Regions from separate parts of the Homo sapiens genome. Here all the other regions are linked to region 1. The links are chromatin loops, found by intact Hi-C in ENCODE. Cell type or tissue: dorsolateral prefrontal cortex. All regions are shown on one strand. Each heading gives the region's core, and the rest is flanking DNA. Links, peaks and the distances in the headings are about the cores only.

The links. Peaks named below come from ENCODE experiments on the same cell type or tissue, not always from the same donor. Only the 100,000 strongest peaks of a DNase experiment are listed, where the experiment ranks them.
Region 2: a loop joins it to region 1, with 2.2 times the contacts of the local background. A loop is called at or near these places in 2 of 110 quality-filtered maps.
Region 3: a loop joins it to region 1, with 1.9 times the contacts of the local background. A loop is called at or near these places in 2 of 110 quality-filtered maps.
Region 4: a loop joins it to region 1, with 3 times the contacts of the local background. A loop is called at or near these places in 4 of 110 quality-filtered maps.
Region 5: a loop joins it to region 1, with 2.4 times the contacts of the local background. A loop is called at or near these places in 2 of 110 quality-filtered maps.

Annotation. Positions count from the first base shown.
Region 1 is chr2:235,382,106-235,388,355 of GRCh38, reverse strand. No RefSeq gene overlaps it. Among named protein-coding and RNA genes, the nearest start is that of AGAP1, 110 kb to the left of the region's middle. In dorsolateral prefrontal cortex, for the core only: no CTCF peak of the experiment used is centred there; DNase peaks (open chromatin) are centred at 3,535 and 4,868; H3K4me3 peaks cover 1,066 bases; H3K27ac peaks cover 2,888 bases.
Region 2 is chr2:235,260,858-235,267,107 of GRCh38, reverse strand. No RefSeq gene overlaps it. Among named protein-coding and RNA genes, the nearest start is that of AGAP1, 230 kb to the left of the region's middle. RefSeq lists enhancers at 3,169-3,463, 3,189-3,483. In dorsolateral prefrontal cortex, for the core only: a CTCF peak has its summit at 3,458; a DNase peak (open chromatin) is centred at 3,327; H3K4me3 peaks cover 1,122 bases; H3K27ac peaks cover 3,561 bases.
Region 3 is chr2:235,549,274-235,555,523 of GRCh38, reverse strand. All of the region lies in intron 1 of AGAP1 (ArfGAP with GTPase domain, ankyrin repeat and PH domain 1), which reads right to left. Among named protein-coding and RNA genes, the nearest start is that of TNRC17, 34 kb to the right of the region's middle. In dorsolateral prefrontal cortex, for the core only: CTCF peaks have their summits at 3,241 and 3,440 (motif pointing right); a DNase peak (open chromatin) is centred at 3,413; H3K4me3 peaks cover 998 bases.
Region 4 is chr2:235,146,263-235,152,512 of GRCh38, reverse strand. It overlaps the pseudogene CEP19P1. Among named protein-coding and RNA genes, the nearest start is that of SH3BP4, 200 kb to the right of the region's middle. In dorsolateral prefrontal cortex, for the core only: a CTCF peak has its summit at 2,914; DNase peaks (open chromatin) are centred at 2,852, 3,222 and 3,572; H3K4me3 peaks cover 710 bases; H3K27ac peaks cover 3,067 bases.
Region 5 is chr2:235,574,676-235,580,925 of GRCh38, reverse strand. All of the region lies in intron 1 of AGAP1 (ArfGAP with GTPase domain, ankyrin repeat and PH domain 1), which reads right to left. Among named protein-coding and RNA genes, the nearest start is that of TNRC17, 60 kb to the right of the region's middle. In dorsolateral prefrontal cortex, for the core only: no CTCF peak of the experiment used is centred there; DNase peaks (open chromatin) are centred at 3,205 and 4,842; H3K4me3 peaks cover 1,879 bases; H3K27ac peaks cover 4,033 bases.

The DNA.
Region 1 (6,250 bases), core at 639-5,638:
ATCTCTATGGAGAAAAGTGAAACTAGATTACTGTCCAGCATCACACACAAAGGTGGAATCCAGTTGGACCTGAATGTGAAGGGTAAACTGTAAAATTAATTGTGTGTGTATCCTTTTGACCTAGGGAAGAAAAGGACTTCTAAAACAAAATTTCAATATCACAAACTATAAGGTAACACCAAGCCAAAACAGAAAACCAATGTGATTATATCAAATTGATGATTTTGTCTTTTGTTGTTCAAAAAGTACACCAAACTCTTAATACTTGAAAAAAACCCAATTTAATAATGAACAAAGGATCTGAATAGACATTTCTCCAAAGAAGATGTATAAATGGATGATAAGCACATGAAAGATGCCCAATGTCATAGCCATTAGGGAAATGCAAATCAAAACACAGTGAGATGCCTCATCACACCCACTAGGGTGGCTGTGATAAAAAAGACAGACATCCCTAGGATTGGTGAGAAAGTGGAGAAACTGGAACCCTCACGCGTTGCGAGCGGAAATGTAAAATGGTGCAGCCACTGTGGAAAACAGTTTGGCAGCTCCTGAAAATGTGAAACACAGAGTTACTATGTAATTCCATTCTTAGGTATACATAAGAGAGAAATAAAAACATATTTCCATAAAATAATTTGTATATATGAATATTCATAGCAGCATTATGCATAATAACCAAGACGTGAAAACAACCCAAAAGTCGATTCGCTGATGAATGGATTAACAAAATGTGGTATAGTCAAGCAATGAAATGTTATTTGGCAATGAGGAATGAAGCATTTTGGGAGGCTGAGGTAGGTGGCTCTCTTGAGCCTAGGAGTTCGAGACCAGCCTGGGCAACACGGTGGAAAAAAAAAAAAATCCTGGCATGGTGGTGCGTGTCTGTGGTCTCAGCTACCTGGGAGGCTGAAGTGGGTGGATTACCAGAGTCTAGGATGTTGAGGCTGCAGGGAACCGAGATCGCGCCACTGCACTCCAGCCTGGGCGACGGAGTGAGACCCTGTCTCAAAAAAAAAAAAAAAAAGGAATGAAGTACTAATGAATGCTACCACAAATGAGCCTTGAAAACATTATGCTAAGTGAAAGAAGCCAGCCTCAGAAGACCGTGTATTATATAATTACATTTATACGGAATGTCCAGAATGGACAAATCTATTAAGGCAAAAAGTAGATTAGTTATTTTATAGCACAGGGTGCTGGGAAGTGACTGTTAATGGGTATGTGGCTTATTTGGGAGATGATGCAAATGTTATCAAAATTGATGATGGTGCTGGTTGCACAACTCCGCGAATATACTGAAAACCATTGAACTGTGCACTTTAATGGGGTGAACTGTACAGTATGTGATTTGTTTCTCAAGTCGTTAAAAAGTACACCATAAAATTAATAAAAATATATCAAAGTGGGAAAAGGCATTTGTCTGTAATTGAAAAGGAAAGAATACTTAGAATATGTAAGGAAATACTGCAAACCAACAAGACAAGGATACGAACAGGCAATTTACAGAAGAAAAAAACTCAAAGAATAACAATCATGTGAAGAGATACTTCAACTCCCCTACAGAAAGAAATGCAAATTAAAACTATAATGAGACTTCACTTTATTAGACTGGCAAAAATTGGAAGAATAGCAGCTGGATAGTGCTCATGTTGGCAGGGCTGTGGCCTACGGGGACCCCCATGCTCTGATGTTAGGAGGGTAGACTGGTACATTCCTTGAGAGATCAATCTGGAAGAGTTCAGGTAAGCATGCCCTTGGAATTCCGTGGGATTCTGTGGAATTTATATGCACACGCATACCACCACCAATCTTCTCTGTGTCGATGAGGGCATAGCTCAGTGTGTTTATCTGTATGTGGTGGGGTATGAAGACAACTGGGCACCCATCACTTGGGGGGTGATGAGATAGAATGTGGCAGACACCACAGGGATCTGTATAGTCCTTCCAATCGATGGAGGAGGGGTGCACTTAGCCACATGAATGCACCTTTGTGCAGTATGAAAAAATTAAGCAGCAGGCTGGGCACGGTGGCTCACGCCTGTAATCCCAGCTCTTTAGGAGGCCGAGCAGGGCAGATCACCTGAGGTTAGGAGTTCAAGACCAGCCTGACCAACATGGTGAAACCCCATCTGTACTAAAAATACAAAAATTAGCCTGGCATAACCTGGGAGACAGAGGTTGCAGTGAGCTGAGATTGCACCATTGCATTCTAGCCTGGGCAACAAGAGCGAAACTCTGTCTCAAAAAAATAAAAAAAAAGAAAAAAAAAAGAAAAAATTAAGAAGCAGCTAGGCAAGGCAACCTTATTTGTGGAAGTCATACAGGTACACACCAAGAAACAGGCACTTTCTAAGGTTACATCTAAATAACAAGATGCATATTATCCATTGGCCTGGTTGCCTAGGATGGGGTGGTTAAAAAGGAGTGAAAAGAGGCAAAATAAATAATAAGATGAGAGAAGGGAGATTAAAAAATACTTTATACGGTTCTAGTCTTCCCACTGTCTAGAGAAAGCAACCTATGAGCTTTTCTTCACACACCTCTTTCTAGTTTAACCCATTTGTGCCTGAGGTTGCTATTTTTTGAGTTTTTGCAATCAGACCTTGGCAATGACCTTGAGCAGTAGGGAATAAATAACTCCCATATGCTCAGTGTTCCAATAATGGAACACTAGGCATACATATGTTTTAATGAGCTCAAGTGGCCCCTCTAGAACTCTTTTTTTTTACAATGCCCATTCCCAGGCCAGAGCTTTGCAGCTTCTTTTTCTGTTGGTCTGGGGTAGGAACCTAAATTGTGTATTTTTAACAGTCTCACTTTGTGATTCTGACATAGGTGGCCCTTAGTCCATTTGAGAAGCTGATCAAGACCGACTTTGACTTCCCTGTTTTGGACATGTCCACCCCTTGCTCACTGCTGCTGGACTTGGCCTTGGTCTGATCTGTGCTGTCTCATCTTGCCCCTCTAGGATCGGCTGTCTGCTCTGCACTAACCCAGCCGCTAGCCTGGTCCCTGTTCTGGCTTTGCTGGGTGGACGTGGCATTGGCCCTGACCATCTGCCTTGCTGGCCTTCATTACAGCCAGACCCCCACTCAGGGCTCGCAGCTCCTGTGGTCTCATCCCCAAGAACCAAGACAGGGCAATGTCTCTTACTGCCTGTAAGAGCTTGTCGTCCAGGCCTGGAGCAAGAGCCACTGTGGACCCCAGAGCCACAGGAACGCCTCTGCCTGCGGCGGATGCCTGGCCAGGCTGAGGCACGCGTGGGAAAGTGCTAATCAGGACTTTTCTCTCTGGGTGGCTCGCACCATCCTGGCAGAAAGGCAGTGGGTCACTGTGTGGCCACACAGCCCAGAGCCATTCAGGGGGCAGGAGGGAACATGCAGAGCGGAAATGAAATGTCCCCTCTCAGAGCTGCCAGGCCAGATGACGTGCCCCGAACAGTCGCGACTTTCTTTGTGAGGACCAGGGCTGCATAATGCGCATCCCCGAATAGAGCCCCGTCACCCGGGAGACAGAGGCCTTTTCTTTCGCAGGCTGGTGACTTCACTGTACATTCCCAGGCCGCGGGAAGCACTGGGAAGCCTCTCTTCCGCCAGGCCTCGGACAATGCCGGGGAAGCAGGGGAGGCGCTCGCGGGGGCCTGGACATGGGCAGCGCCGGCGGAGAGAGGTCCACATTGCCACGCTGGTCATGTCGAGCCCAGGCTGGCCACAAAAACGGCCTCTGTGAATGGGGATCAGCGGGGCAGGGGCTGGTTTCCTTTCACCCCTCCATGAAGAGGAGGCTGAGATGGAAAACAGCAGGCGAAGAAGGAGCTGGGGAGCCGGGGTTGGATAAGCACAGGCCCAGCGCTCCATCACACGCTGACTGTCCCCTGGCAGGGACTGGAATGTACATGAACGAGTTCTGGAAGCTCTAGAGACTGTCTTCTTAACTGTAAAAGGAGCTCCCAATGGCCACTTATGGGATGGCTATGGGATTAAATTTCACTAAGTGCATAATAGTCCTTGCAAGATAAGTTAGGAATTCTTCAATAGACACTGCCCCAAAACTGTACTATGGGCCAGACAATTAGCCCTTATTAATATCAATGGATACAATCTTAAGAATAGTTTGCAGCCAGGCGCGGTGGCTCAAGCCTGTAATCCCAGCACTTTGGGAGGCCGAGGTGGGCAGATCACGAAGTCAGGAGATCGAGACCACGGTGAAACCCCGTCTCTACTAAAAATATAAAAAGTTAGCCGGCGGCAGTGGCGGGTGCCTGTAGTCCCAGCTACTCAGGAGGCTGAGGCAGGAGAATGGCGTGAACCCGGGAGGCGGAGCTTGCAGTGAGCCGAGATCGCGCCACTGCACTCCAGCCTGGGTGACAGAGCCAGACTCCGTCTCAAAAAATAAAATAAAACAAAATAAAAATAAAAAATAAAAAAAAAACTTTGCAAAACAGATTTTCTTATTTCATCTCATGGGCCCACTTTGCAGTTGAAGACATTGAAACTCAGATGGTTTAGGTAAGGTACCCACCCAGCGCACAGGAATTGGCAGATCTTTCATCTCCAAGTTCAGTGATTCTTCCCCTGTGCCAACGATGTGTCTTTTCTATGTCCCAATAGTTTACCCAACTGGGAATTCTGCCCTTTCTGGAAAATTTGACCTAGCCTCTGCTCAACACAGAAGTGATTCATTTTCAGATCACCGTCCGCGGACAGCCCCTACATTGTCTGGCCTGACCTATTTCTCCTCCCTCTACTCAGGGCAGATGGAAAATTTTCTTCCCAGCTGTGCCTTCTCTTTGAGATTGCCCACCACTCTTCTGATGGCCTGATTTGAGACTATCCCCTCTGCTGTATACCCAGCATTGGCGAGGCCAGGTCAGGCAGGCATCCAACCTCAGCCACGGAATTCAACCAGCAGCTGTGCACTCATGCAGCTGGCAGCTTCAGAGGACAAATGCTAGCATTTCCTCCAATTCAGGGGGCTTCTTAGAGTTTAATTCTCACTGACTTCTCTTGGCACTGGGCAGGACGAGGGTCTTAGTACAGTGACCCTGGAGTGCTAGCCTTTATTGTGGTCTTTAACATGACTGGTCCTGCAGAGATCCATGTGGTAGAAGAAATTCCAGCCCTTCATTATCATTTGGGCCCTTTTCTTTTCTAACAGGTGAGTGTATGATGGTCACTGGCACTATGATTGACTGACAGAAGAACACCAGAGACACTCAATAGAGGAGGGCATGGGGACCAGGTGTCTACCTAAGGCAGGAGATGGCCCAGCATGTGCTTTCTAGAAGCTCAGAGCAGCACACACTGAGCCTGCAGGTGGCTGACCTCTCCCGCCAGGAGCGAGAAATCTGCCAGGTGTCAGGAGCTGCTCTGCATCTGGAGCACATCAGGCATCTCCAGATGTGGGGTACCCTTTGCCATTAAAGAAACTGATATTCTCTTACTGGGCCTGCTGTCATCTTTAGTCAATCATCTTCAATGATCATCTTACATTGGTCATGAGCCACGGCAGGCAAGGAAGTGGGAGCAGCATGACATGGTGAAGAGGTCTGAGGCGGGAGTCCAGGCTCTGCAGGAGGGCATCTGGTCTTGAATCCTGTCCTAACACAAACTGTGTGAGCTCTGTCAAGTTCCCTTTGCTTCTCTAGATTGTAGATCTCTCTTCTGTGAAAGGAGCGTGTTTGTTTCCTATTGCTGCTTGTGTAAGTCAAGGTTCTTCAGAGGAACAGAACAATAGGATTCATATATATATATGTATATAATTTTTTAAAGGTATTGGCTCATGTGGTTATGAGGCCTGACAAGTTCCTAGATCTGTAGTTGGCAAGCTGGAGACCTGGGAGAGCCAAGAGTGTAGTTCCAGTCCAAAAGCTAGCAGGCTCGAGACCCAAAAAGAGCTGACGTTGCAGTTTGAGTCCAAAGGCAGAAAAAAATCAAACAAACAATGCCCCAGCTCAAAGGCAGTCAGGCAGGTGGAAGTCTTCCCTTACTCGAGGGAGAGTCAGCCTTTTTGTTCTATTCTGGCTGTCAACTGATTGGATGAGGCCCACCCGCATTAGGGCAGGCCGTCTGCTTCACTCACTGGACTGATTCAAATGCTGATCTCATCCAGAAACATCTTCAAAGACACACCCGGAATAATGTCTGACCAAATGTCTGGGCACTCTGTAGTTGATGAAGTTGATACATAAAATTAACTACCACACTAACTTTGTCTAAGAAGTGTTCTTTCTACTACAATTACGCTC
Region 2 (6,250 bases), core at 701-5,700, 120 kb after region 1:
GTGAGAGGCTCAGGGAAGCCAGGAGAACGGGGGTTGTTGGCAGGGTTGCAGTCAAAGTCCACCAAGCCAATGGCAGCAGTGTGGGAAGGGAGTCATGGAGTCTTTGCTGCTTTCAATCAAATGCCCAGTGGTGCCACTTCCCTTCCTCATCTGGCCATGAGCAAGTGGGAGGAATACTGGGCTGGATGCGTCAAGGCAGAGGGGGTGCAAACCCCAGGTCTCAACCCTGTCTCAGAGAAGGGGCCTCTGAGACATTAAGCAGCAGCCACGTAGCATGGCTGCAGGGAAATGGTGAGCTCAGGGAGTGACGCCTGCCGGTAAGGGACGTGTTGCAGAGGATGTTCTGATGGGAAGTGGAGGCCTGGGTCATTCGTTCAGCAGGAGTGCAGGATGCAGAGGGCATGGGAGGCTGAGGAGGGAGGACAGATGCAGGTGCCCAACAAGGGACAAGGAGTCACAGGACACAATGGGATCAGGCTTGGGATGAGGACGATGGGGCTGGGAAGTGGGGGACTCCAGGCTGCTGGAGAAGAGGCAGTTCCCTGGGAGGAGCGAGCTGGCTGATGGTACCCTGCCTGGCAGTAGGGGCCAGCAAGGTGCCAGTGGGCCCCTGTCCCAGTAGCTGCAGGCTCCCTGAGCTCACCCCAGGAGATGGTTGGGGAGCGCAAGGGAGGATACCCAATGGCTCGCCCCTGCTCTAGTGCCGGGTGGGGAGGGAGGCCAGCTGAGGTGGAGGGAGCAGGTCCCACCTGCTTCTTCTGACTCCTAGGATTGGGCACCAAGGAGCGCCAGGGCTGATGTTCCCACCTGCTTCTCCTGACTCCTAGGATTGGGCTCCAAGGAGCACTAGGGCTAATGTTCCCCAGGGTTATCTTATCTGCCCATTGGCATCAATGAGCCGTAAAGTGGACCTCAGCAATCTCTCTGCTCTGGGCCAGGTATGCGTGGGCCACTTCTCCCAACAGTGTCAGGTGACATTGTCCATCCTACAAATGAGGAAAATGAGGCCTGGGCAGGTGGGTCACATGCAAACGGTCCCACAGATGGCCAGAGCTGGTGCAGCTGAGACCCAGGTGTGCTAGGCCGAGAAGCACCCGCCCTTCTTCTTCCCACACTCACCCTCCTGGGCTCTGCACGGGGCTCTCTCTGGTTGCTCCGAAGTCCATGCTTGCTGGGCTCTTGGTTTGCCTTTGCTTTTTCTCTGGTTTGTTTGGGACATGGTTGAACTTACCTCACCAGCAAAATGTGTACTTTCACCTTAGGCTTCGGGTCCACTGCGGGTGATGCTGGGGATAGGCTGGGACTGGCTGGCTCGCTCAACTTTTTGAGATCAGTAATGAGAGAACAGTGGGCCTGATTCAGGGAAGGCAGCAAGGTGTGATGAAGCTCCCTGGGCTGAATGGAAGGAATTGGTTTGGAGAGCCAGCTGTGGCTCTAGGAGTGGCCATCTGACAGTGGATGGGGAGGGGAGGCAGCCATACCAACCCCTGGCCCAGCAACGCAGGGCCAAGCGAGTTGACATGCTGGCCCCTCTCCCTTCCTGCCCTTTGATCTCCTGCCAGGGCCTCCAGCTGGCCAAGCCCACGCTGTCTGCTGAAGCAGACTCAGGGTGAAGACAGGGAGGCTGGACCTGCAGGGGCTGCTGGAGAATACCAGCACAGGCTTCCAGGCCACGCCATTGATTCAATTATTTTACAGCCTTAATTAGGTTCTGACGTTAATCATATATTTCCTTCTAGCTTGCTACAGATTCTTCATCACAGCAGCGTTACGAGTATTATAAATTTAGTACCCATCTGGATAGTTAAGGATTTCATAAAAAGCACACTATTCTATCCTGAGGGTTCTTTCTTCTGAATTTTTCCCTTCCCACAGCTTGTAATCCTGTAAGAGGGTTACATGAAACCAGAGACCGGTTTCATGGAAGACAGTTTTTCCATGGATGGTAGGGGGACAAGGATGGTTTTGGGATGAAACTGTTCCACCTCAGATCATCAGGCATTATTTAGATTCCCCTAAGGAGCATGCAACCTAGATCCCTCATATGTGCTGTTCACAACAGGGTTCGCGCTCCTGTGAGAAACTAATGGCGCTGCTGATCTGACAGGAGGCGGAGCTCAGGTGGTCATGCTCGATGACCCGCCACGCACCTCCTGCTGTGCAGGTGGAATTAATTTTAATGCTATTTTTATTTAGCTTGATATATTCAACATATCATTTCAACATAAAATCAATATAAAGAATTTATCGAGGAGATATTTTACATTCTCTTTTTCATACACAATCTCTGGAACCTGGTGGGTGCGTTACCCTGGCAACACAGCTTGGCTTGAACGTGCCCCCTTCCCAGTGCCCAGCGGCCCTACGGGGTGAGTGGCTGCTGTGTTGGGCGGCACAGGTGTGGACTTTGTTCCTGCCACTCTAATACCCACGCGTCCCTCCTTGATCTTCTCTCTGCCCAGGCTACTGTCAAAGAAGGGCTCCTTGCCAAGAGTTCCCCTCCCTGCCTGCTGCACAAAATAAAAACAGGAGACCTATTTGAGAATGTGCACACTTAACTTTGGTGTCTCTGGAAGCCAAGTAGCTGAGCCAGGGTGACAGTGAGGACGATTTGGGTTAAGGAATCTCCCTCTTTGAGGGGAAAAATGTAGATGAACTCTTTGCAAACCTACAATAATTTTCCTTCCTCTTTCTTCAAAGCAAAGGAGCAATTGTTCTCCCTGTGGTCCACAGCAGAGGGCACCTGTGGAGTAGTGATAACCTGTGTGCTTTGGAGTCAGACAGGACTGGGTTCCAATTCTAGCTCTGTCATCTTTAGCTGTGTGACCCTGGGCAAGTCACCTGACCTCTCTGAGTTTCAGTACCTTAATCTATAAACCTTGAAAAACATACCTACATTTTATGTGGTTCGTGATAATTTACTGAATTGACATATCTAACTTGCCACACACACACAGTACAGGCTCAGCAGATGGTAGCCCCTGTTCTACGTTGGTGAAAAGCAGGTCAGAGAATAGAAAGGAGAAAGTAAATGTTAGACCCAGTACGCCTATCTTCTGAGGATGAGCACAGATCTTCCGGGTCCGAAGGTCAAAAAGATGATGTCACACAGCCCTGGTGGATGGGGAAAAGTCTTTGGCTTAGAAATGCTGGAGTGATTTGAGAGGGACGGCTCTCCACTCGATAAATCATGTCTTATGACAGCTCCAGGGGAGTCTATGGGAACAGTAGCTGCTGAGCTCTGTGCCAGATCCGGCGGCTTCTGTATCAGAAAGACAGCCCAGAGGATGCCACGCGGGAATCAAAAGAGCGAGAGTTACAGGAAGGATGAGTCAGAGCGAGCCAGGGCGAACAACAGTCGTCTGTTCCTTGAGACATGCCGAGGCGCTGGAATCACGCTGTCCCACCACGCGGCGCCTGCTCCTTTCCTGAGCCCTCCCTGACTGCACTGCAGAGCCATGGAATTGTTTTTCTTTTTTAATCACTTGGGTAAATAGATGCTGTGTGTGGCTGTTTAAAAAGTAAAGAACAATCAATTGCAATCCCATGTTAGCGGGTAAAGGAGAGGAGGACTATGGGGAGAAAAAAGGCGAAATGTAAAAATATAAAGAGAAATCATAAAGATCATCTACATGGGTTCCAACTTGTCCAGCCTTTGTGAGCAAATAGGGTGTTTTGCTTTCCCCACGTGGTAGAAATCCATCTCAAAGTAATGGAATATTCTTTTTTTTTTTTTTTTTTTTTTTTTTGAGACAATGTCTTGTTCTGTTGCCCGGGCTGGAGTGCAGTGGCGCAATCATAGCTCTCTGTATCGTTGACCTCCCGGGCTCAGGGGATCCTCCCACCCCAGCCTCCCGAGTAGCTAGGACTCTAGGCACACATGCCCAGCTAATTTTTGTAATTTTTGTAGAGACAGGGTTTCACCATGTTGTTCAAACTGGTCTCTAACTCCCGGGCTCAAGCAATCTTCCCACCTTGGCCTCCCAAAGTGCTGGGATTACAGCTTTGAGCCACTGCACCCAGCCCCGCATATTCTTTTAAAGGTATTCATTGAGTAGACTGAAGAGTTAACTGACCCTATTATGAACCTGCATTGCTTCCTCTCTTCTCCTCCCTCACCCCATGTCTTGGCTCTGTTTTCCTCCATGATGGCGTCATTCCCAGGCAGGAGACAGCAGTGCGAGGCTCACAGTGTCCTTGCACTACCATCCAGACAAAACAACAGTGGCTTTCCTTCCCAGGGTCCCTCTTGGCTCCTCTGCAGCCGTTTCTGCCCCCTTGGGCTAGTGTCAAGGTGGGAGAGGGAGACAAGATTCACAGATTGGCTCCAGTTGATCAAATGCCCACCTCTGGCTGGTGACGTGTGCAGCAGATCCATGTTCAGCAGCAACACACACCTCAAGTGGGAGAAAGCAGCTCTGCAACAGAAGGAGGGGCTGCCATGCGAAGAAAGGAAGGAGTGGGTGTCCCAGCTCCTGGGAGCGCATCTCCAGGGTCCCTGGAACATGGTTTAGGGGACCCTGGTCTCTCCTCTTCTAATATATTTTGCAAATAAGAAGGCTGAGGCCAAAGAGGAGAAACAAAATATAGCTGTAGATCCTCATTATTTGCCAATTCTGTATTTGTGAGTCGGCCTTACTTGCTAACATTTATGTGTGATCCTAAAGTGAACACTCGGCACTCTTGTGATCACCAGTAGACATGGACAGGGCAGTGATCAATTTGAATCTTCCCGTGCACATTTTCCAACTAAGGTCAGCTAAGGCAACACTGTCTTCTTGTTTCAGCTCTCCTACGGGAAACAAGTGTCCTTTTCAGTCTATCGAGTGCCCTGTTTTTAACATTTTCGTCCTTTTAGTTGGTGATTTTGCTCTTTAAAATGGCCCCCAAGGGTAGTGCTGAAGAACTTTCCATATTCATAGCACAAGAAGGCTGTTACATGTCTTGGGAAAAAAACACATGTGTTAGGTAAACCCTGCTCAGGCATTCATTGTAACTCTGCTGGCTGTGAGTTCAACGTTAATGAATCAATAATCTATACTAAGTGAGGTGTCTTTACACGGAAACACACACAAAACAAGGTTGTGTATTGAGGAAAGTGTTGTAACCAGAGGCTCACAGGAACCTAACTTTGTGTTTTCCTTAGGAGCAATGGTTCAGTATGCACGAGTTCAGTGTTCACAGTGACTTTATAGACCGGAGCTACAGCAAATAATGAGACCCAAACAAAAGGTCCTCGAGGCCACCCAGAGAGTCATTGACTAAGCCAGGACTCTGAGAGTTTGGAGTCCACTGCTTTCGCATACTGCCATATATAATGTGGGGTAGAGATAAGGAAGACAAAACAAAGCAAGATGTGAGAAGATTGAGGGGAAGGAAGGGGAGACAGCAGTTGAGCAACCAGGGAAGTGAATGTCTATGAGGCACAGTCGTAGATTCAATGGCTCTCAGGCAGGTCAGGCTCATCACACCAAGCTATTCCAATGGCTTGGACACCAGCATCATAAGATTGTATAGGGGATAAGACTTACCTGCCTCGAATATCGTAATTGAGCCTTCGTCTAGAAGTTGTATAAACCTAGGCCGTAAGTTTCAACACAACTCAAAGAGAAGCACCTCAGGACATTCACAAATGCTTTCGAGAATGTGAAGCCTTTGGTTAACAACATCCCCTGGTTTAGGAAAATAAGAGAGGTGAGAGAATATTTATAAATATAAACTATAACATTTAAATTAAATATGTACGTGTTCTCTGTGTTGCCATCAAAGTTTCTGAGTCTGTTTAACAAAAGGGGTGGGGAAATTTCCCGCAGGATTTTGGTGTTTGCATGAATACTTATTTTCAAAGGAGAGCTGGTTAGTAAACTCCAGGCTGTGTAGGAATATCATAGAAATTGCTTGCTGTTAGAAATTGTTGTTAAAGTGCTTGATGCGGAGAACTACAGTTATTAAACTTGCAGTTGTAAATTATGCATGTCACAGGTGAGTGAATTTACTCACCAAGCTGTGGCATGATTAAATCATGGACTTTACCTTTGCTGATTCTGTCATATTGATTCCACCAATACATCAAACTGGACATTGTTGTAAGTCACAATCCGACATGAAAGTCTCCTCCTTGGAAAAGTTATTCTGACAAGTAAATAAGTGAGTGATACTAGCAAATTAATATTGGAATATAATTTACATTTCAAAGCACTTTTCTTTCACTCATATTTTGTTTGATTCTCTGCTCTTTAAAACTATGATT
Region 3 (6,250 bases), core at 700-5,699, 170 kb before region 1:
GCCTTCGCTTGCAGCCAGTGACCCCCATGCCGGCCCCAGTCCAGCCCTGGATGTGCCTGGAGAGTGTGCCCCACATGCCTATTCCCTGAGCTCCACCCATCCACCTGCTTGAGGTCCACGTGTGTCACTGGCAGGAACCAGCCATCTATGAGCATCTTCCTGTGCAAGTGGCCAGGCTTTGCAGACTGGACTGGGGACTGCCTTTACTCAGACACTAGAAATGGAGACCAACGAACACAAAGAGACAGGGCAGGGCGGCAGGTTCTGTGCATCACAGAAGTGGGTGGGAGCGGCAAGAAGGATGGCACTGCAGGGCGGGCAAGCCTCTGGCTCCTTTAAGAAAGACTTTAGAAACATCCATCTGGAAAGAAGAATCAGCAACCCCTGTGCCTCTGCCTAGGAGCATCCAGGCTGACCCTGGCGGCCGCGCTCTCCTCATCCCAGCCCCACCCCACGATGCTGAGAAGGCAACTGCTCCACCTCCTCTCCAGGACCCTCTACAATTGAACTGGCTGGAGAGAAAGCATTGTTTGAAAAACTCAAGAAACAATTCTGGCCAGGCACCGTGGCTCACACCTGTAATCCTGGCAATTTGGGAGGCCAAGGCAGGCGAATCACCTAAGGTCAGGAGTTTGAGACCAACCTGGCCAACATGGTGAAACCTTGTCTCCACTAAAAACACAAAAATTAGTCAGGCATGGTGGCAGGCGCCTGTAATCCCAGCTACACGGGAGGCTGAGGCAGGAGAACTGCTTGAACCTGGGAGGCAGTGAGCCAAGACTGCGCCACTGCACTCCAGCCTGGGCAACAAGAGCGAAACTCTGTCTAAAAAAAGAAAGAAAGAAAGAAATGGTTCCGTGATTTTAAAAGGGAAAGGAAAGAGAAGAAAGAAACAGCTCCAAGTGGCATCAAGGCATTTTTCAAGGCACTTGGAACCTCCAACCACAGGCGTGTAAATGGACCATCCTCCCTAAAGCTGGAGCCCTTCTGGTGGTTTCCTGAAAGGCACTGGGAACAGCAGGCCCACATGCAGCAGGGGCTTCTGATTAAAGGGCTGTAACACAGCAGCATGGCCTGGCGTTTTCTTTCCTTCCCAGGAAATCAATGCCCGGGCACAGGTGCCCCATCTCTACTCTGGGGTTGTCAAGAGCTCACCCCTGGGCCCTGGGAGGGACCTCAAAACAAATGTCACTTGGCCCAGTCACATGCAAACTTCCCAAATAAGAAACCCAAATAAATGGTGCGGAGCAGCTAAGCAGGCCACTCTCTGCTTCAGCGTGAGCACCGTAAGGCAGGCTGGACCACGCTAATTAAAATGAGATGCTCAAGATCAGAGTTCCTAATTACCTGCCAAATTAATGTGCTGTCTTATAGGCTCCTTCTGCTTCTCCCAAAAGTCCTACCTTCACTCAACCTTTCTATTTTTGAAGATCACTTTCCCCAGAGCCCTTCGGCAGGTCTCCTGCAGTGACTGGGTGGTATTAGTTACAAATAAGCTTCCCTAAATTTCTGGCCAGAGGTGAGTCACACAGAAAACCTTTGTCCACCCAGTAAGGGGTCCAGGAGGGCTGACCTCAGAGGGCTGGTCTTGGCACACGCCGCACCACGGGGTGGGGTGGGAGGCGGAGGCAACCGTGCTTCGGGATCCTTACGTGGAAGTTCCTTTCACTTATCAAGTGAATCAAGCCATTGTCGGGTGGAAATACGACGTCAGTTGCTCAGCATGAGGAGTGCCACTTACGAATGTCACATGTGCTCAGAGGTGCCCTGAACGCTCCTCTCCTGCACCCCACCCTCACCTGCTTGAGACTCTGGCAGTTGGCTCCCTCCAAATCCAGGGCCCTGGAGGCAACTTTCCAAATGCTGGCTCCAGACGTAAACTGTACCTGGGTCACCAGGGACCAGGCTCCACTTCACGCACAAATGCCACACCCCCAAATGTGAGCCAACAGGCCAGAGAGATGCGTGGACTCGCCTTCTTAATATTGACAATGATGATTCTAGCAGAAGCAATTGTTTACTAACTACTCACCATGTGCTAGTGACCTCAAATCAGTTCTTAACTAATCCTAGCAACACAATCATGTAGTTTTTAAAACTAGCTGTGGGATTAAAGGAGAAGTATGTAAACAACTATGTTTTATTAAAAATTCACAGGAACATCGTGACCTGACCAAGACAAAAAAAAACCCAACTTCCTCTGACCCCCACTGCCTCCCAGATGTCCAGTCGTTGGTCATCTCTTGATCTCAACCCCCTCCTCTTCCCCCAGCCCTTAATATAAAAAGCCTAAAATCTGTACTGACTTAAGACAGTACTTGAGAATGTTAGTTCACCATCTTCTTGGTTTTCAAATATACCTGCTGTTTCTCCCACCAACCCTTGTCTCTCAAGTCTGGCTTTCGAGTGGTGAGTAGCTGACTGTATATTCAGTTATAGTATTAATGCTACTTGCAGATGAAATAAAGCAGAGGCTCAGAGGAACCACCCAGCTAGGGAGCTGACTGAAAACTGAAACCCAGATGTGGCTGTCCCCATACCCTTCACTGTGTCACACACACAATCAGATGCACATGTGTGGATGTATGTGTGTGAGAAGTTACGACCAAGGCAGGCGCTGCCTCTCTGCACTCCTTGAGCCCACAACAAGGCCTCCAATGCTCTGCAGAGTCAGAACCCGGCTCAGCAGAGAGAGATGGGGCCCATCACACTCTGTCAGGCACTGCATTCTGCAGCTGGCTTTCTGAAACTCAACTCTCTCCACTTTGGCCACTGCTCTCTCCTCACTCTTCACCTCTCTGAACTCTCCTGGTCTCCTTTTCCTCCATTCTCTGGGTTAAGCCTCTCTGCATCCCTCACCCACAACCCAGCTCCAAACCTCTGCCAGGTGTGTGTGCACCTGCCCATACGCCGCATCCCCAGTGCCTGGCCAATGGGAGCAGCATCCCCCTACACACATTGCGGGTGAGCTCATGAGGGCAACTGAATCCAGGTGTGAATGAAGGAGTAGCAGAAAAAATCCCACACTTCCCAGGAAGTCCATTTCCCAGTGCTCTGCACTGCACTCAAGCAGCCAATGGCTCTACTTGACTTAGTTGGTCTTCCTGACCTCCAACAATGCCAAGCCTTAAACACATAATGAAATCCCACTTGCATTATAACGACACCAAGGCAGCACTCCAAACCTGGCTTCCTAAGCTACTTCCAGTTATTAAATGTCCCCGATAGGATTTCTTGGCACCAATGTCTCTCTCTTTCCTGCAGAAACTGTATTTCTCAACACCAGCAATAAGCAGAACTGCAGGTGGTTCTCAGAAGCCCTGTCCAGACTACCGCGGCCAGAGTTACGGGGCAATGAACACCAAGCACACAACAAACACTTCCCTGCAGGCCCCTTCCAGCGGGTGGCAGTACCGCGGCCAGTTATGGGGCACTGAACAGCCAAGCACACAACAAACAGTTCCCTGCAGGCTCCTTCCAGCAGGTGGCAGGGACCAGAGAAAAAAACATTAGCTCTACAACTCCAACTAGAGTTCTTTCAAGAAATCTTGTGAACTTCCTTTTTAAAAGACGGTAAAATTAACCAGGAGAAAGCTGGGATCGCCCTCCTGGCTCCTCACAGCTGAAAGACAGCAGTGGCCGCCTCCAGCATCACTAGAAGCTCCTGAGGCCCAGCAACGCTCAGTTTGTGTTCTCCAGAGGACCCTCTTTCTACGCCTTCAGGATCTACCAGTCAAGGTGAAGAGCAAAGGTAACATTCAGAGAAAGTCTTTTAGGGTTTGTCCTGCTTTCCCTAAAGATGCTCCACTCACAAATGCTCAGCAAACATCCTGCAGGAAAGAAACAGCACCCACCTGCCACGTGCCTTGGAAAGAAAAACGTTTTAATTAGTCTCACAAAGTGTCCTTAGAATGCATGCAGCTCAGGCTGGCAATGGTAGTTGATGCCTATAATCCCAGCACTTTGGGAGGCTGAGGTAGGTGTATCCCTTGAGCCCAGGAGTTAGAGACCAATCTGAGTATCACTGGACGACCCGTCTCTACAAAAAAAATCAGCCAGGTGTGGTGCTGCGCACCTGTAGTCCCAGCTACTTGGGAGGCTGAGCTGGGAGGACGACCTGAGCCTGGGGAGGTTGAGGCTGCAGTGAGCTATGATCAAGCCACTGCACTCCAACCTGAGTGACAGAGTGAGACCTTGTCTCAAAAAAAAAAATCTGTCTAGCCCCTCTCTCCTCACCCTTTCAGAATCAACTCAAGAGATGCAGAGGCCTGGAAATCCTGATCCAAGAAGGCATACAAGTGAGACATGAAGACCTTTCCCGGGTGGCCCCACCTCAGATGACATCAAGCAACCAACTCACACCACTGGAGGTGGCCAGGGAGGTGGGATGCCCCCGACCCCCCACTTCTCTTCCTCAGAAGCAAACTCACTCTTAAGAAACACTATCTATGGCCGAGCGCGGTGGCTCACGCCTGTAATCCCAGCACTTTCAGAGGCCGAGGTGGGTGGATCACTTGAGGCCAGGAGTTCGAGACCAGCCTGCCCAACATGGTGAAACCCCATTTCTACTAAAATACAAAAATTAGCTGGGTGTGGTGGTGCACGCCTGTAGTCCCAGCTACTCAGGAGGCTGAGGCAGGAGAATTGCTTGGACCCAGGAGGTGGAGGTTGTAGTGAGCCGAGACAGTGCCACTGCACTCCAGCCTGGGCAACAGAGTGAGACTCTATCTCAAAAAAAATAAGATAAAAATAAATAAACACTATCTCATCAGCATCAAAGAGCTCACTCTTTGGCCACAGGAAGGATTTGCGATCGTCACTACATTCCGCATCATGCCCGGAGATCCCCACGCCTCAGGTGTGGATGGTGCTGATCCTGTGCTACAGTCCTGCTGGGCCCTCGGCACCTCTGCGGCAAACACACCTGTCTGTGGCTCCCAGACCGACGCCTGCAGACCCTCATCAACTCTGAGTCTGGAGTCGCAGGTGTGGGGTGGGGCCCAAGAACTGGCATTCTAGCACACTCTGGGCAGGCACTGACACTGCTGTGAATGGCATTTGAGGAGAGGAAGGCAGAGCTGGGACCAGGACCTGACAGCCCGTGTGCATGCTCAGTGACTCCCAATGACGAACAGCTATGAGAAGTCACTGGCAGTGATTTTATGAAGAGCTCAAAAGGCAAAGGGAACACAGAGCCCCAGAGAAAGAGTGCCAGAGGGGACCCTAGTACAGGGCATGAACGTGGGGACGTGCCCTCCTCGCCAGTCAGGGCTGCGGAGAACACTGTGACGAGGAGGTGCCTCGGGCTGCCTGTGTGCTCGGTGATAATCCACCTGCTAAGACTGCCACGGGTGCTGGGAGTGTGCAGGCTGCACGCAGGATGATGGTTCTGCCCCACTCAGGGTCTACTCCAGATGTGGACATGCCACTTGATCTCTGAAGCAGCAACCCTACCCGTCCTTCCTAAAAATGTACAATACAAGGACATCCATCATATTATACAGCTGCAGACACCAAAGAGTTATGTGAGACTACCAGAGCCAAGGCCCAAGGCCCAGGTGGTTCCCCCACCACTGAAGACAGCTTCACACCTGTGGTCATCCGAAAACGTCCCCAGCCTCTCATCACCCTCCACCTGCGCAGGGCGAGTCCTCCCACTCACTCCACTAATCCCCATGCTCCCGGGGATGTTAGGCCGCGGTGAGATGCAACTAGGATGTTGTCTATACCTGTTTGTTAGAGTAAGAATCCTGAGAGGTGTAAACAGTTCTATATAGAACGCGAACTGCTAAGAGCACTCTTAAATGCATGTGAATGCTCGTAAAGTATCAATACATTTGCCAGGTGCTAAAACGTGAACAGTATTAGGCTCATTTTTAAAAAATTAGATGGTGCCAAGGAGTTTTAAAGAAACAAAAGTAATCCAAAGGAACAAAAGCTGCCCACAGGCACGCGGAAGACGGAGGAGCAATGCAACTCTGTACGTGAAAAAGGCTGCCAACACCATCTAGAACAGCAAGGCTGGGCTAAAGGCACAGGCTGGAAGCGAGGGTCTCATGCTGGCTGATGAACACCCTGCATTGCCTCCCAACCTCAACAGCATCTCTCCAAGTAGCTGGGGGAGCTCTCTGGGGTCCTCTGACAGGAGGAGGCTTAAGCAGTCTGCAACCCTGCACGCTGACCTTCCCAGGTGAGAGCTGGCATCCCAGCAGGCTGCACTCGCCAGCTCTCTCCAGTCATCCCTGTCCTC
Region 4 (6,250 bases), core at 550-5,549, 240 kb after region 1:
CCTTCTACCTTTCTTCCTTCACAAAAGAGAACCTCCAGTCCAGGAACTACTTCTCTATCCACACAAACCAAAGAGAAGTGTCTACTGGCAAATATTCACCTTCTTGCAGCCATGGGTAAGCCCACCCCCAAACACACAGCCAAGCCTTGCACACCAGGGATCTACCTAACTAGAGAATCAAAGCAGTGGCTTTCATATTTTCAAAAGATGCTCACAACAGTTACCAATACTGATTAAATTGAGATCTTCATTGACAGATAAAAGCCCACAACAGGAATCATGAGTCATTTGAGGGAAATCAACTGGCTTAAAGTGGCAAGCAAAGCAAATGGTTTTCAAGGAAACGTGGTCCACACAAGAAAGAAAAAGACATTTTTATAAGCCTAATGAATATCTGTAGAAAACTTTAAGAATCCATACTCCATTCATGAAAGAAGAACAGACTGCTAAGAAAATGATCAAAGAGAAGATAGTCAACATGTTTTAGAAATTAAAGACAATAAAACAATAATAACAATCTAAACAAGAACTTGGTGGACTAACTGGTAGTTAAATGGATGTAGCTGAAAAACAAGTGAGTGTTTTAGAACACAGAACATACAGCAAAATTACAAAGGAAACAATGTTTTAATGAATACACTGAAAGAAATTCACACTTAGAGAGGAGGAGAACTTTCATATTTAACTTCAGACATTTCTTGTTCGTTGAATTGTCTACATTAAGCATGGGATATTTTGCAACTTCATTTTATTTATTTTTATTAGTATTATTTTTGAGATGGGGTCTCCCTCTGTCACTAGGCTGGAGTGTAGTGGTGCAATCACAGCTCACTGCAGCCTCAATCTCCTGGGCTCAAGCAATCCTCCCATCTCAGCCTCCTGAGTACCTGGGACTACAGGCACCTGCCACCATTCCTGGCTAATTTTAAAAATTATCTATAGCGACGAGGTCCTGGCTAACTTTTTACATTATTTGTAGAGACGAGGTCTTGCTATGTTGCTGGTCTCCAACTCCTGGGCTAAAGTGATCGTTTCACCTCAGCCTCTGGAATTGCTGGGATTACAGGCATGAGCCACCAGTCCCACCCAATTTTGCAATTTTAGGAAAATAAACATAAATTTGAATCTTAGGATTGCATTTATTAAAACTCTATGTGTATGTTTGTACACTGTGAGATGTGTGAAGGAAGCTCACCAAAATGTTAAACAGCTCTTTTCTCTAAGTGGTGTGGTTTAATAGTCTGCATCTGTTTCAATAAATGCTTGTTATTCTTATAGTAAACTTTAAATTGCCCAGTGCTGATGATCTAGTTTACAGATTGGCTGCATAATGTAGGGAAGCCAGAGAATGCTCACTTTCACAGCAGTCTGAGTGCTGGCTTTAGAGATGGGAGTTGATTGAGTCAAGGATCTAAAGAAAGTGCTCTTTTCCAAGCTGGATGGAGAGGCTCGAGTGCCTTGCAGTTTGACCTCCCTGCTGCTCCTGTCAGATTCCAGGGCCAAAGCCCACTCCTCTTCCATCCTGGTGGGGGCCATAATCAACCTCACTAACTACTGGTTCCCAAGCCTGGGAGGACACACCCCAGGGCTCTGCTTCATGGTATCCACAGCTTATGCACAAGCCAGTGCTGTTGTCGTTTGGCTTTTATCATGATTTTATCTCATCTATAATCTCTTTACCCTCAATATCTCTTATAAAGAGTTATCAGTTAGTTGCTGCTGTGTAACAAACCTCCCCAAAACTTAGCGGCTTAAAGAAACAATCATGCATGATTCCTTACAAGCCTAGAGTTTGCCTGGGCAGGTTCCACTGGACTTGTTGGTACATCTGTAAGCAGGCTGGATGATAGCTGGTCTAGCCTGGTCTCAGCTAGGAAGATTCACCTCTCTCTGTTCCATACATACATTTAGTCTCTCTCCTTCTAACCACTTAGCCTGGGCTTGTTTTCACGGTAGAGGCAAGGGTCCAAGTGAGACAGCAGAATTGTACAAAACATCTTGAGGCCTAGACTCAGAACTCAGTCGCTTCCACCCCACTCTGTTGGCTAAAGCAAGCCAAAAGACCAGTTCGATTCAAGGAACATAGAAATGAACTCCAACTCTTGAGGGAAAGAGTGCAAAGTCACATTGCAAAAGGCATGAGTGGAGGAAAGGGCAAAACATTGGGATCACTTTTGCATCCTCTACTGAAAGTCAATTATGTAACCCTGCTGGTTACATCGTCTCTGCAAGGGCATGTAGAGACTGGACGTAAATAGTCACACTGTGGGGCCATTTGTGAGCTGCCACTTTGCCATCAAGGCAGCTTTTTGTGCACACAGAGTTAAATCTGGATGGGTGCCTGGGAGTCTCCTGTCTACATGATTTGGTGTCCCTCTCTTTTTCTGCCACATCTGTCTTCTCTTTCTCATCCCTTGCCCCAGGAACCCTTGCTCAGAAAGTCCATGGAGATTTTAGTTTTGCAGAATTGCCCCGGAAGGGCAGCAGTTAACCCTGATACTCTTCCCCCAAAATGGGCTTGTCACACCATCCAGCTTCTTCCTGCAAAGTATCTACAACACACCCACATTTTCCCTGGCTGACTGACACCTCTCAGAAGATGGCTTTATTGCTTTATTGCCCTAATTCACTTTTCCACCAAAGGTGAAGAGAGAAAGGAACCATAGAGTGAAGGGTTATGGGAAGGGACTTTCCAGTAGACTTACCATAAACAAATTTGAGCTCTTTTTATTTGGGGGGTGACAAGAAAGCAGATGACAGATGGAGGAGCCTCTGTGGAAATGAAGACTATGTCCACAAAGCCCTCCTGGCGAATCCTCCCAGTGTTAAGATTCCAGCGTGTTTATGGGTGGTGGGCTGCAGACGTGCCCTCTTCTCTCTGGAACAGTAAAAGCAAATGCCTCTTCCTCTTCCACCACTGTGTCAGGGAAACAATGGGGCCCTTTAACTCCATTGGTTCTTTTCCAGGCCAAATGATGACATCATTAAGGCATCCGATTTTCTCCTTACATAAAAGAAGATTAATGGAAGACCACAAGAGGAACTATTGTTTTGCCAGCTTTGTTCAAATGTGTGGTTAAAATACTTTCTTTCACAAAACACAACATTGCCCCAGAGGTAACAAAAAACCCTTCTGTAGTGATGTGCCCTCCCTTCTTGAGCGAGACCACACACAAGAAACTGAACCATGCCCACAGTCAATGCCCCTGATTGTCCTGGGTCCTGATTCCTCACCAGTAGCCCCAGCTGCCAGGAAATTGGAACCGCATGTAAAAAAGCCAAGGTAAAACAAGCCCATCTGGACCATGGTCAGAAAAAAAATTCTATTTGCCAAATCCTAAGGTCTTCATCCATAAACAGAGTCAAGGATGCTGGAACTGGAAGCCTTGAAGGTGTGAAGGTGGATGGGTGACTTGTACTCTCTCAGCTGGGCTCCATGTCCTTTCTTATCAGTGATGAATGAAGACACCATCTGAGAAGCAATGGAGAAAGCTTATTTCTGAGATAATGATTCCAATCAGTTCATTATGTCACCTGTCATGGGGCCCCTGGCATTTTCCCAGCCGTGAGCAGAGCCCCCTCTCCATTCTATGGAGTCCTTGGGTCTTGGAGCTGTCGACAGGAGTTTGCCAAGGTCTGGAGGAAATTGGGTCCCTGTGGGTGGTATCCCCACATGGACAGCCAGCTGTGACGGGATGAACAATCACTTCTTCAGGCTGTCAGATGCTTTGGTCCTTGGGCTGCTCCTAATATTTTTTTCCACAAAGCTAACACAAGATGGGATGCTTCCTCTTTGCCTAGACTTGGCAAGCGTCTTATTGTTCATATAAACAATAGTGAGAAAGGCTATCCATGGCTTTGTAAAATATCCTTTGCCCAAATCAATACAAGTATTTCTGTTCTGAAACCCAATATATTAAATTCTGTACCAGTGCTGTCCAATGGAAGTTTCCTGTATGATGTAAATATTCCATGCTGTGCTATCCCATACATATTTGCATGTGGCTAGTGAGAAGCACCTGACCTGTGGCAATTGCAACTGAGGAAGTGACTTTAAATTTTTATTTTATTTAATTTAAATGTGAGTAGCCATGTGTCATCTATATAACTTTTACAGTTATGCACTTGCTTATAAAGTTTAACATACACTGACACATGACCTAGCAAGTCTATTCCTAGGTATTTATCCAAGAGAAATTAAAGCAAACGAACACACAGAGAGTCATACGCAAAATGTTTGTAGCAGCTTCCTTTATAATAGCCGAAGATAGGAAACCACACAAATATCTATCAACTGAGGAGCAGAAAAACAAATGATGGTATCAACATGTAATGGAATATTACCCAAAGGTGAACAGAAACACACTTCTGATACACAGCAACACTTTGTTAAGTGAAAGAGTGTCTAATTGTGTGATTTCACTTCTCTAGGGAAGGCAAAACTACGGAGACAGAAAGCAGAGCGGTGGTTGCCTGGGAGCAGAGGGGAAGGGAGGACCACCAAGAGGCACAAGGGGCTTTTCCCAAGAACGGACACATTCTATTTCTTGAATATAGAAAGTGGTGGTTGCGTGACTATATACTGTATACTGTCAAAAAACTCATTGAGCTGTACACTTAGAATGGGTGAATTTTGGTGAGCCCTGGGTGTTGCTGTGGAAACAGCTTAACCAGTGCCCCTCAGGACTCTGAAGCCATGCATGCCATCATGGGAGCCAGCATATGGTGCCCTGTGCCGGCCCCACCTCTACTTCCAGGGAGTTCATCCAGCCACATCAGTAGGACTGAGGCCGTTGTCTCTTCCTGCAGTACCAGGCTCTGCCCAGCCTCAAAGTCTACTTAGGTGCTCCTCTTTGCATTGCTGTTGGGTGGGAGCAACCCCTTCCAAGCAGTATAGATGTTGGCCTGCAGAAGAAGATGCCCTTTCTGTATTTTTCCAAGGCAGGAAGTCATTATGCAACTTACACATTTTCATCAGATTTCCTCCGATATCCTCTGAAGTGTGTGTGGGAATGATGTGCGCTGCCAAGAAGTGTGGCATCTGATTTTAGCCTCCAGCTAGCATCTTAATCTACGAGAATGAAATTCAAGGGGAGAATTCGCTCGCGCATTCTGCCAGTTCAAAATTTTTCAAAGTTTTCAGGTTGCACGCAAGCGGCTGAACAGCTAAAGAATAACCTACGACACGAGAGTTACCCGTAACAAGGATTCCCGAGGCAGCTAGAGAAGCTATCCGGTTTTTTACAAGGTTACCTGTGGAGGCAGAGTTGGGCAGAAACAATGGGACAAATTGGACCGGAAACAACCATTGATCCTGGAAAAGACCTGAACACACTGGATGACAAGGAGCTTGCCAAAAGGAAGAGCATCATGGATGAACTTTTTGAGAAAAATCAGAAGAATGATCCAAATTTTGTTTACAACATTGAGGTCAAAATCCCACAGGATGAACAGCTGCAGTCCTGTGGCTGGGACACAGTCAGCTCATAAGTTCTGATACGAAACACTCAAAAGATTTATTGGGCTAGCAGAATATTCATGTTTATATAAATAACATAGATTGGTTCTAGAAAAATCTTTAGAGAACACTAAAATGTATATGTTGAGTCACGGGGGATTGACTATATTACTTTTCAAAACCAGGACATTTAGAGCATCTACTATGTAGGTGCATGAGGAAAATAGAAAAAATGGAATAAAGGAATCTGCCTTATTTTTTGCTCTTTTGAGACAGGATCTTTCTCTGTTGGTCAGGTTAGAATGCAGTGGTGAGATCTCAGCTCACTGCAACCCCCACTTCCTGGGCCCAAGCAATCCTCCCACTTCAGTCCCCCAAGTAGCTGGGATGACAGGCGTGCACCACCATGCCCGGCTAATTTTTTTGTTGTTTTTTGTTTCTTTGTTTTTTTGTAGAGATGGGGTTTTGCCTTGTTACCCAGGCTTGTCTCAAACTTCTGGACTCAAGCTATCTGTCCACCTCGGGCTTCCAAAGTGCTAAGATTACAGGCATGAGCCACTGCACCTGGCAGGAATCTGCCTTTAAGGAGCCTATAATCTAATTGGAAGATGTCAAAACTTGTGAAAAGCTAATTAGCAGTATTAGGCAACCAAAAGATTAAAGCCAGATGCTTGATAATGGCTAAAGGTCAGAGCCTAGATGACTGTAGAGTAGAATAGCAAAGGAAGACTTTGTCCTTTAGTGAAGGACTTTGCTGGCCCTTGAAATGGTAGTATTTGGGTAAAAGCTTGT
Region 5 (6,250 bases), core at 830-5,829, 190 kb before region 1:
ACAAGTTATTCACCATACAAGGAGCAGGGCCACATTACACCCTAAGGTCGAGAGCAAGAACCCACTGCTCAGAGACAGGATGATCACCTCTCATGCCAGGTCAGATAACATCCTCTCTAGATTTTTTTCTCTTTCCACCTTGAACTCAAGCTGTGTGATTTCATTCACTGTTGCAATTGCTGACTGTCATCTAAGTGCCACTGTCAAAACATTAGAGGCCAAAGAAGTCAAAAAGAACTAAACACAAAAAGATAGCTATCAGCAGGTAACAAAACCATTCTCAATAAACTCAGCTTCAAGAACTCCTGTACATGAAAATGCCCATAGTCAGGCACAAGTAGCTGTTTTTTCATATGTTAATGTCATTTATTCTAAGAGAGAAGCACTCTCAGATACACTCGACTCTACCTCTAGAAGACACTAGAATGGTGGAGTAGAAAGCGCACCCTCCCCAACCCTCCCTCCCCCACTGCCTCCAACAAGCACCGAGGGAAAAGCCAGCACTGCCACTGTGAAGGAGATGCAAGAAAATGAAGAAATCAACCCGACAAAATGTAAGCGGCCGGCACGTCTTCATTCTCACCACTAATGATGGGGAGAACAGTATGGCGGTTCTTCTCAAAGTCAAATACAATTACCTTTCCAAGCAACCACTCAGCTCCTAAGGATATACTCCAAAGAGGTGAAAATGGCAACTCAAGCAAATCCCTGTACACGCACGTTCATAGCTGCATGGTTCCCTGTAGCCAAAAGATGGACACAAACGCCCATCAACAGATGAATGAATAAACAAAATGTGGTCCCTCCATACAATGAAATATCATTCAGCTGTAGAAAGAAATGAGGCACCAATGCATGCTACCACCCTCGATGAATCTCAAAAACATTATATTAAGGGAAAGAACCCAGTCACAGAAGGCCACATGTTGTATGGTTCTGTTTATATGAAATGTCCAGAATGGGCAAACCCACAGAAACAGAAGACTGGCGGTCGTCAGGTGCTAGGGAGAGGGGGAAATGGGCAATGACTGCTGAAGAACATGGGGTTTCCCCTGGGCGGGGGTGATGAAATTGTTTTGGAACTAGACGGGTGGGTGGTTACACCATGTGGTGCATACGCTAAGTAAGTGTTCACTTTTTTTTTTTTTTTGAGATGGAGTCTCGCTCTGTTGCCCAGGCTGGAGTGCAGTGGTGCCATCTCCACTCACTGCAAGCTCCTCCTCCTGGGTTCACGCCATTCTCCTGTGTCAGCCTCCCGAGTAGCTGGGACTACAGGTGCCCACCACCACGCCCGGCTAATTTCTTTGTATTTTTAGTAGAGACGGGGTTTCACTGTGTTAGCCAGGATGGTCTCGATCTCCTGACCTCGTGATCTGCCCGCCTAGGCCTCCCAAAGTGCTGGGATTACAGGTGTGAGCCACCACGCCTGGCCAAGTGTTCACTTTTAAATGCTTAACTTTATGTTATGTAAATTTTGCCTCAATATTTTTTAACGACAACAACAAAAGAGCCAAGTCGCCCCCTGGGATTGCAACCCACAGCTGTATTGATCATGCCCAAATAAGGTTTGTTTTGTTTTAACAAAAAGGCTGGAGACCTCAGGGCATGGGAAGGACAGTGAAAGGTTACGTCACACCAGGAAGGATTAAAGCAAAAGTGTCGCCTGGTAAACTGAGCCCGGCTCTGCAGAAGCCAGCTGGGCATAAATAGAACTGCCTTTCATTTCTGAAGCCCTCAGTGGGCAGGGGCTGACACAGTGCGCCCTTATACGAAAGTTTTACGACAGTAAACCAGCCACAAAAATGAGCGCTCCACTGTGACACAAGCTGGGGAAGGCTGCTTCATGGTGATAATTTGGTTTCCTGGTTTTCTTTCCAAGATGATTCAACTGGGTACCTTTTAACTTTAGCCAGTAATAAGAAAACCCTTAATTCTTCTAAGACTTAGACTAGCAAAGAGAAAGAAACAGAAGTAATTCAAATTACATATCTATATCCGTCTGTGTGACTGACAGCTAGAGGGACAGGCAGATAGGTAGACAAAGGTAAAATTTTGACCCTCAACAGTGAAAAACTATTGGGCTATACACAAATGTTTATTTAAATAGCTTATTGTAAAAAAAAAATTTTTTTTTTTTTTTTGAGACTGAGTCTCGCTGTATTGCCCAGGCTGGAGTGCAGTGGCACAATGTCGGCTTACTGCAACCTCCGCCTCCTGGGTTCAAGCAATTCTCCTGCCTCAGCCTCCCAAGTAGCTGGGATTACAGGTGCACACCACCACATCCAGCTAATTTTTTTGTATTTTTAGTAGAGACGAGGTTTCACCATGTTGCCCAGGCTGGTCTCAAACTCCTGACCTCAAGTGATCCGCCTGCCTCAGCCTCCCAAAGTGCTGGGGTGGCATAAGCCACTGCGTCCAGTCTGTAATTTTTTAAACTGTGGCAAAATACACACAAAATGCATCATTCTACCCACTTTTAAGTGTGCAGCTCAGTGGCACTAAGTACATTCACACTGGCACATGCTTACCATCATTTTTAAAGGTCTTAATCATGTCACTGACTTCTCCCAGGACACCTGGGGGCAGGTAAGGGGAACAGGCATTGTGGTTCTTAGGTTGTAGTTTGAGGAGAGGTCAGGTCCTTGTCAACAAAGGTGTGGGGGCACAGTGCAGGTAGGAGACGGGCACCGTGGAGCTCAGGCTGGCTCTGACAGTGGCAGTTTCATGACATGGGGGGCTCAGCTCCAACCTTGGTGGCCAAGTCCTTTATAGCTCTACTGGTCAATGGTGGTCCCAGAACTGAGGCTCGCCCTGGAACTCTTGTCTCTGCTCCCAATCACGCTCGGACCCTCAGACCAGCAGGCAGGATAACAGTGGTACCCAGCTCCTCACGAGGGGAAGTCCTGATGGCGGGACCAGCACACGCAGGCACCTGGATGGTGTCGGGTGCGATCCAGACCCCCTGTGCAGACACTGCTCCCTTGTCTGCATCAGGAGCCTCAACAAACAGCCCCGCTCAGACCAGGCTCAGTGTTTGGTTTTTTTCATCCGTACAAAGGCGAACTATCAGGTCCCAGCGAGCAGACATGGGCCTTTTGTGCAGCGCTGAAGGAGGGATTACATTTCAGGAATAGCAAACCTACTCTCTCTCCCGGGGGAGGCCAGCAGACAAGCCTGTGTTGAATGCACTTTTTGTTTACTGGCTCAATCAGCCAAGCCTTCGAGGGGATGACGACACACACGTTCCACTCGGCGAATGTTCCGAATGCTCAGAGTTAACTGCCCAAACAAAAATAACCGGGGGAAGAACCATGTAGTCAGGCAGCCACACAGCCATGCTCCGGGCAGCAAGGGACTCTCAGCTCCCACCGACTCCAGCAAGCGACCAGGGACACAGGAGCTTCCGATCATTTCCAAACAAACACAGGACTCTGCTCCAAGCAGGCATTCAGCGAGAGGCAGTGTCTCATCTGGCAAAGGCTTTGGGCAGAAGGTCAAGAGAATGGGGTTTTAATCAAAACCCTAAGGCCGTGGTGCCCAATACAGTAGCTCCAGCCACAGGTGCTACTGAGCACTAAAATGTGGCCGAATTGAAATGTGCGATGAATGAACATTACACAGCACCACCCAAAGCATCAGTACCAAACAGGATTATAGCAAACCTCGTCCACAAATTCCAGATAATTGCAATGAAAGGATAATATTTTGGATATGTTGGATTAAACAGTTTATTAAAATTAATTTCATCTGTTTCTTTTATTTTTTCTAATGTAGCTAGTAGAAAACTTTAAATGACGTATGTGGCTGGCATTCTACTTCCACTGGACAGAGGTACAAGGGGGTTCAGGAAGGCCTGATATTTCAGGACAACAGAAATGCTTTTCTTGGTGAAGATGCAGAGGTAGAGTTTGGCATTTGGGGTATGGAGGGAAGATGGATACCTGTGGAAGGAGGGGAAGAAGCAGAACTGGCCAGAGAGAGGCTGAACTGCCAGGCAAACCTGAGGCCATCTCGCCAACCCAACAGGGAGCAATGGAGAGGCCATTAGAATTGTCCCATGATGGGTCCAGATGGCCCCACCTTTCTGCCCTTCACACCCTGGAAGAACAGTCACGGGAAGAGGGTCTGACAGGATGTACCCTTACGCTGGGCATCTCTCCATGAGGAGCTGCAGCTAATGATGCTCCCAGCAGCAGGGGCGACAGTCCTCCCTCAGAGGGGGCCCAGGCCAAGGCATCCCCCTCCTCTCTAGAGTTCCACCTTCTTGCCTGCGGGACTCGAACCTGCCCTCAACGGCCCCTGAGGTTCTAGCAGCCTTTAGGGCACAGCACGACCACTTGGGAACACTGCAGTCAACCAATACCTGCAACAAAGTTCTTAAAACCAGCTGCAGTGAGTCACCTCATTAAAATCAGGCAATGCTTCCAGCACACGGAGAGGAGATATTCCCCAAGCACCACCTGCCTGGTGACCAGAATATACCATACTCGTCAAACTTCAGGGGAAACAGCAAATGAGGACACAGCGCACTGAGAAGCACGTGCTGAGTACAACACACACAAAAATAATCAATGCATTAGCTTCTAGTGAACCAGGTTAACAACTTCTGGCCCCCAAACACTTTTATAGAAAAGACTGGAGAGTAAAACGAATATGGTGACTGACAAACTGGACAAAGACTCATAGCACAGAGGCGACCAAAGCCCCTATCCTACCTTTGCCACTGGGGAACCTGAGGCCCAGGGTTGCGCCAGGTATGGACCCAGCCTCCTGCCTGGTGCCCTCCCAGCCTGGTGGCTCCTCCTGTTGCAACCGGGCTCTGGGGAGCGACAAATCACCCACAGTTGGTCTCTGCCACACAGCGGCTTATCACAGGCTGTGCACGGACAGTGACACCCAGAGAGGCTTAGGTCCCTAGGACAAGGGAAAGGTATCCAAGAAGTTATGTGAGGGGACAACACGTCTCATAAAAATGCCACTTTTTTTTCACATCATCTTCTTTTGAAAACAGAACAGAAGGGAATGTCTTATCTGATGTCGACAGCAGACAATTCAATGGAGACAGACTTCCCTCCCCAATCTCAGTAAAGAGGTGGTTATTTTACGGAAAGAAAAAGGACACCAGAAACAGAAGAAAGACACATCTCCATTTACTTGAAAAGAAAAAAGCTGAAAAGAACCTTTGCAATAAAAAAGTGTTATAATTTTAGGCATGCAAACCTGTGCGTTCACACCTTTCCCTACGGCAGCCCTTTCTCCCAGGTTCCAGGAGTAGAGCCCAGGGCGCATGTCTGAGTTTGTCTCTGGATACTAGTGTCAAACACCTGGCCACCCGTGAGCACAGCTCACGGAGGAGGCAGAGCAACAGGACAAACGGGTATCTGAAGATATCATTCAACAGCCTAGAATCACACTGGTCCTTAAAGGAGAAAGCCTTCCAGTTTCCTCGGCTCAGCTTTTCCCAAACTTCATGCACCACCTTTGTGGCTTCTGCCACATTCAAAGACCACCTAAACTATCACCTACTTCAACTCTCTTCAACTTTAAATTCTTTCAAATCTTAAGTTTATCCTAAGTATTAATATTTATGAACTCACACCTTTGGTGTCTTTTTAATACACATTAAAACATATACAAATAATCAACAAACATGACATGTAATTTAGGAATTTTGGAAACACTCATCATATCAAGCTACATTTTGTACAACTATTGAGCAGCTGGAAAAATAGCCACAAATCCAACCACCATCTCTTTATTCTCAATGTCACCTTTTTTTTTGGTTTGTTGTTTTTGTTTTTTCGAGACAGGATCTCACTCTGTCACCCAGGCTGGAGTGCAGTGGTACGATCGTGGCTCACTGCACCCTCAACTTCCCAAGCTCCAGCGATCATCCCACCTCAGCCTCCCATGTACCTGGGACCATAGGTGTCTGCCTCCATGCCTCGCTGATTTTTGTATGTTTGGAAGAGTCAGGGCTTTGCCATGTTGCCTAGGCTGGTGTCGAACTCCTGAGCTCAAGTGATCCATTTGCCTCGGCCTCCCTAAGTGCTAGAATTACACGCGTGCTCCACTGCGCCCAGCCTCAACAAAGTTTAGATTCTAAACCAAAGGTCTCAGAAAATATTCAAAATTAGTTATTTGGTCTTGTGTGATTTTCTTTCTTTTATTTTTCTCGTTCATTCCCTCCTGGTGTACTTGGTCCATTATTCCTCTTAATACAGTCTCTTTAAAAAGCAAAAGACCTTCC